Linked DNA regions of Homo sapiens: region 1 is linked to region 2. A link is an interaction called in ENCODE POLR2A ChIA-PET data of the cell type or tissue named here. Cell type or tissue: Panc1. All regions are shown on one strand.

Region 1 (2,500 bases), 500 kb before region 2:
AAATAACAATGTAGGCTGGGCGCCGTGGCTCACGCCTGTAATCCCAACACTTTGGGAGCCCAAGGTGGGCAGATCACCTGAGGCTGGGAATTTGATACCAGCCTGACCAACATGGAAAAACCCCGTCTCTACTAAAAATACAAAATTAGCCAGGCATGGTGGCACATGCCTGTAATTCCAGCTACTTGGGAGGCTGAGGCAGGAGAATTGCTTGCACCCAGGAGGCGGAGGTTGCAGTGAGATAGCGCCATTGCACTCCAGCCTGGGCAACAAGAGTGAAACTTCCTCTCAAAAAAAAAAAAAAAAAAAGAAAAAAGAAAAAAAAAAAACAAAGAAACAACAACGTAATGGCTGGGCCGCTGGCTCATGCCTGTAATCCTGGCACTTTGGGAGGCCGAGGCGGGTGGATCACTTGAGGTCAGGAGAATAGCCTGAACCCAAGGAGGCGGAGGTTGCAGTGAGCCGAGATCACACCACTGCACTCCAGCCTGGGCGACAAAGCAAGACTCCATCTAAAAAAAAAAAAGAAAGAAAGAGAAAAAAAGAGGCCGGGCGCGGTGGCTCACGCCTGTAATCCCAGCACATTGGGAGGCCGAGGCGGGCGGATCACGAGGTCAGGAGATCAAGACCATCCTGGCTAACACAGTGAAACCCCGTCTCTACTAAAAATACAAAAAATTAGCCGGGCAAGGTGGCGGGCGCCTGTAGTCCCAGCTACTCGGGAGGCTGAGGCCGGAGAATGGCGTGAACCCCGGGGGGCGGAGCCTGCAGTGAACTGAGATCGCGCCACTGCACTCCAGCCTGGGCGACAGCGAGACTCCGTCTCAAAACAAAACAAAAAAAAAAAAAAAAGAAGAAGAAGAAGAAGAAAAGAAAGAAAAGAAATAGCAACATGAGGCCAGGTGTGGCAGCTCACGCCTGTAATCCCAGCACTTTGGGAGGCCGAGGCCGGCAGATCTCCTGAGCTCAGGAGTTTGAGACCAGCGTGGCCAACATGACGAAATAAAAATAGCCCGGCGTGGTGGCGCATGCCTGTAATCCCAGCTCCTCTCGAGGGGAGAATCATGAATCGTTGAAACCCAGGAGCCGGAGGCTGCAGGCTGCAGTGAACAGACATGGCACCACAGTACCCCAGCCTGGGTGACAGCGAGACTCTGTCTCAAAAAGGAAAAAAAGAAAAAAAAAAAAAAGAAACAGCAACGTGAATTCAAGGATATTAACAGAAGCACAGTTTGTAATAACAAAAGTTTAGAAATAACATCAATGGTTCGGACGTGGTGGCTCACGCCTGTAATCCTAGCACTTTGGGAGGCCGAGGCAGGCGGATTGCCTGAGCTCGGGAGTTCAAAACCAGCCTGGGCAACATGGTGAAACGTCTCTACTAAAATACAAAAAAATTAGCCAGGCGTGGCGGCATGCACCTGTAGTCCCAGCTACTCGGGAGGCTGAGGCAGGAGAATAGCTTGAACGCGGGAGGTGGAGGTTGCAGTGAGCCGAGATCGCACCACTGCACTCCAGCCTGGGTGACAGAGTGAGACTCTGTCTCCAAAAAATAAAATAAAATAAAACAAAATAACATCAATGTCCATCAACCTAAGCTTGGCTAAATAAGTCATGACATATTCATACAATAGAATAATGATCAGTAGTTAAGAAAAAAAAAAAAAACGAGGAAGGACCCCATAAAGAGAATGAAAAAGCAAGTCGCAGATTTGGAGAAAACATTTGTAAAATAAAAAGTTGTATTTGGAATACATACATATATACATATACATAATTTTCTTTTCTTTTTCTTTTCTTTTTTTTTTTTTGCGATGGAGTCTTGCTCTGTTGCCCAGACTGGAGTGCAGTGGCGCGATCTCAGCTCACTCCACCTCTGCCTGCCGGGTTCCACTGCTTCTCCTGCCTCAGCCTCCCGGGTAGCTGGGATTACAGGCATGTGCCACCAGGCCCAGCTAATTTTTGTATTTTTAGTAGAGACGGGGGTTTTGCCATGTTGCCCAGGCTGGTCTCGAACTCCCGACCTCACGTGATCCAACCTCCTCGGCCTCCCAAAGTGCTAGAATTACAGTCATGAGCCACGGTGCTGGGCCTACGATTTTCATTTTTATTTTTTTCTTCCAGTCAGAATCTTGTTCTGTTGCCCAGTCTGGATAGCTTGATCTTGGATCACTGCAGCCTCAAACACCTAGGTTGAAGCAAACTTCCTGCCTCAGCCTCCCAAGTAGCTGGGAATACAGGTGCACACCACCACCGCCAACTCATTTTTTTTAATTCTTATTAGAGACAAGGGGCTCACTATGTTGCTCAGGCTGGTCTCTAACTCCTGGCCTCAAGAAATCCTCTGGCCTCAGCCTACCAAAAGTGCTGGGATTATAGGCGTGAGCCACACTGCCCAGCCATATCTGGAATATATTAAGAACTCTTACAGCTTAGCAATAAGAAAAACAAATGGGCAAAAGATCTGTACAGACATTTTGCCACAGAAGTTTATAAAAGT
Region 2 (2,500 bases):
ATTACAAGCATATGCCACCATGCCCGGCTAATTTTGTATTTTTAGTAGAGATGGGGTTTCACCACATTGGCCAGGCTGGTCTTGAACTCCCGACCTCAGGTGTTTGGCCTCCCAAAGTGCTAGGATTACAGGTGTGAGCCACCGGGCCCGGCCAGTGTGGTCACTGTTAGAAATGCTTATGCCATGTTATAGCAGAACTATTTAATATAATCACCTTTGTAGAAAAGAATAAACTGCATGACATTAATGATATTCCCATTCTGTACATACAGATACCTTTCTAAAGGGTGGGGGTGGGAAAAGAAAACAACACATTGAGTTTCAATCTAATCATTTCCAACAACTCAGAAGCAAAGAAATATGCTGAGTTTTCATTATGTCTAATGCTTCCATGTGGGATCTTCCAAAGGGCTAAGAAAGCCTGGCTCAGCCTAGAGAATGCCACACAAATTAACTACAGATTTAACTCCTTTACCGATGCAAAAGGCACGCTGTGTCACACAGCTGTGTATGAAGAAACAATGGAAATAATCGCAGTAAATGTATATAGTTAATGTGACCAGGGTAGCCCAACTCTTTGGTCCTGCTCAATTGATTTGACCTATGTCATAACAGACTCTCAATCATTCAAAGTTTACTCACTCTTGACAAACTAGAGAAAAAATAACAATCTAGAGAAAAATAATTACTAAGTCCAAACAGGTTTCTGAGAAGAGCTTTATTCTACTTTGTGGAATCCAATCAAAGAAAGAAAAAAACTAATTAGACATACTGTTGTAACATTTAATGAGATTTGAAATTCATCTATTTAAATTTATTAATAGTAAAGGAATGAGATTAAATAGACTTGACATCGAAGGGGCTAGAATTTCCCATGAAGTTTTCCACATTATCGGTAAAGACAGCAGGTATGTTTTCTTTACAGCTTTCAAGAATCCCTTGCCAGAAATAATCTTATATTAAGACAGGATGTTTCGTTATAGTGGGGAAAACAGAACTGGCCAGGAAAAGATCTTATAGCAAAGAGATTGTAAAAGATTATTCTAGCACAAATACAGATTTAAATTGCTGCCATCCTTTTTCTCCCAGCCCAGCAATTCCTGAGGTGCAAAATTTTCAAATATCTGTGTATACAATGACAAGGACACAAGTGAAAACACTTGTGATGAAAGGGTTATGAATAAATTACTGCAATTTCCTTTTATCAACCAAGTTGATTTAATGGTTTAAAAATATTGTTCAACAGAACAAAGGTGGTAACATTTGTTAGATCCTAATTAAACGTGATTCATTCTGGAATGTTTCTGATGACACAGCTTACATAAATAATCTACTGGGAAGTCTACTCAAAATTCACAATGAAGAGTCGGTTTTTCACACATATAATACAACCTGAAACTATAGCTTCAATCTATGCAGATGGTTTTACTATTTTAATTATACAACTAATTAATACCAAAATTAGATCGATGTTGTTTAATTTGTGGCTACTGAGGAATGTTACTATTCACAAATCACAAAATCTGTGCCAAAATAAGTCTTCAAAGGGATATTGTTGCCTCCTTACCCTTCTAAGCTTTGCAGTGGGCTTTGGTCAAAGCTGACATAAACAGCTAAAGAAATTAACAACAGAGTCTCAGAAGACAAGGCCAGGGGAGCCAAAAGGACACAGGTGCTACACACCCAGGCAGTTGTTGTCTGCTCCCAGAGCACCTGACTTCAGCAGCCACAGCACCTGCTCCTCAAGCGCAGCGGCGCCTTTGAGGGAGCACAGCCTGGAAGGTTTACCCTTCGCAGAGACGCTTGCTCTTGGACTTCTGGCTGTACATTCTGAGGGTTCAAATGAAGGATGGGACAATGGGAAAGCTTAAATCCTCTGGAAACGTCACTGTGATCAATGGCTTCAACCCTCCTCTACCTCATACCAGTTCACTGGAGCTGCTAACACTAAGTTTCCTTCTTTATCCGCCCATCTCTATTCCAGTGGAGCCCCGTGATTAAGGGATGGCAGAGGAAGGGGACATGTCCTTTTTTTTTTTTTTTTAACAGAAAAACACTCATTTAGATACCTGGTTTAGTAAGACATCTGAACAACATGAAACCCAACTATGTAAAAGCTTTAAAAATCCAGGTTATGAATTAGCCTAAACCTGTGCTTATGTTCCATTCTGTTTAGAGGAAGGGGGATGGAATCCCTTTCACCTTTATATTTTTCATGACAAGTCCATGGTCACATCAAAAATTACTTTTGTCTTTAACACAGTTGAAATTATTAAATGTTATCTAGACCTAACCAAATCCTATTTCCTTAATGTTATATTCAGGACAGTGAAAAAAATACTGTTTTCTTTTAGCAAAGTCTGACTTTTAAGGCTCAGTTTTTACCTGATTAAATAAACTGCCCCTGCTTTTGAGGTTAGAAAAATTACTTTTGTTCATGGGGTCCATTATACTGTACTATTAAGTTTACTTTTATATGTTTGGAAATTTCCAGCCGGGC

Evidence for each region. Peaks named below come from ENCODE experiments on the same cell type or tissue, not always from the same donor. Only the 100,000 strongest peaks of a DNase experiment are listed, where the experiment ranks them.
Region 1: POLR2A ChIA-PET joins it to region 2 with 7 read pairs; 2 of 35 experiments call an interaction of 5 or more read pairs at or near these places.

What each region holds. Positions count from the first base shown.
Region 1 is chr20:49,195,609-49,198,108 of GRCh38, forward strand. It overlaps a transcript of STAU1 not described here. Among named protein-coding and RNA genes, the nearest start is that of STAU1, 8.5 kb to the left of the region's middle. In Panc1, no CTCF peak of the experiment used is centred here; no DNase peak of the experiment used is centred here.
Region 2 is chr20:49,695,548-49,698,047 of GRCh38, forward strand. All of the region lies in intron 1 of B4GALT5 (beta-1,4-galactosyltransferase 5), which reads right to left. Among named protein-coding and RNA genes, the nearest start is that of B4GALT5, 17 kb to the right of the region's middle. In Panc1, no CTCF peak of the experiment used is centred here; no DNase peak of the experiment used is centred here; H3K27ac peaks cover 1,244 bases.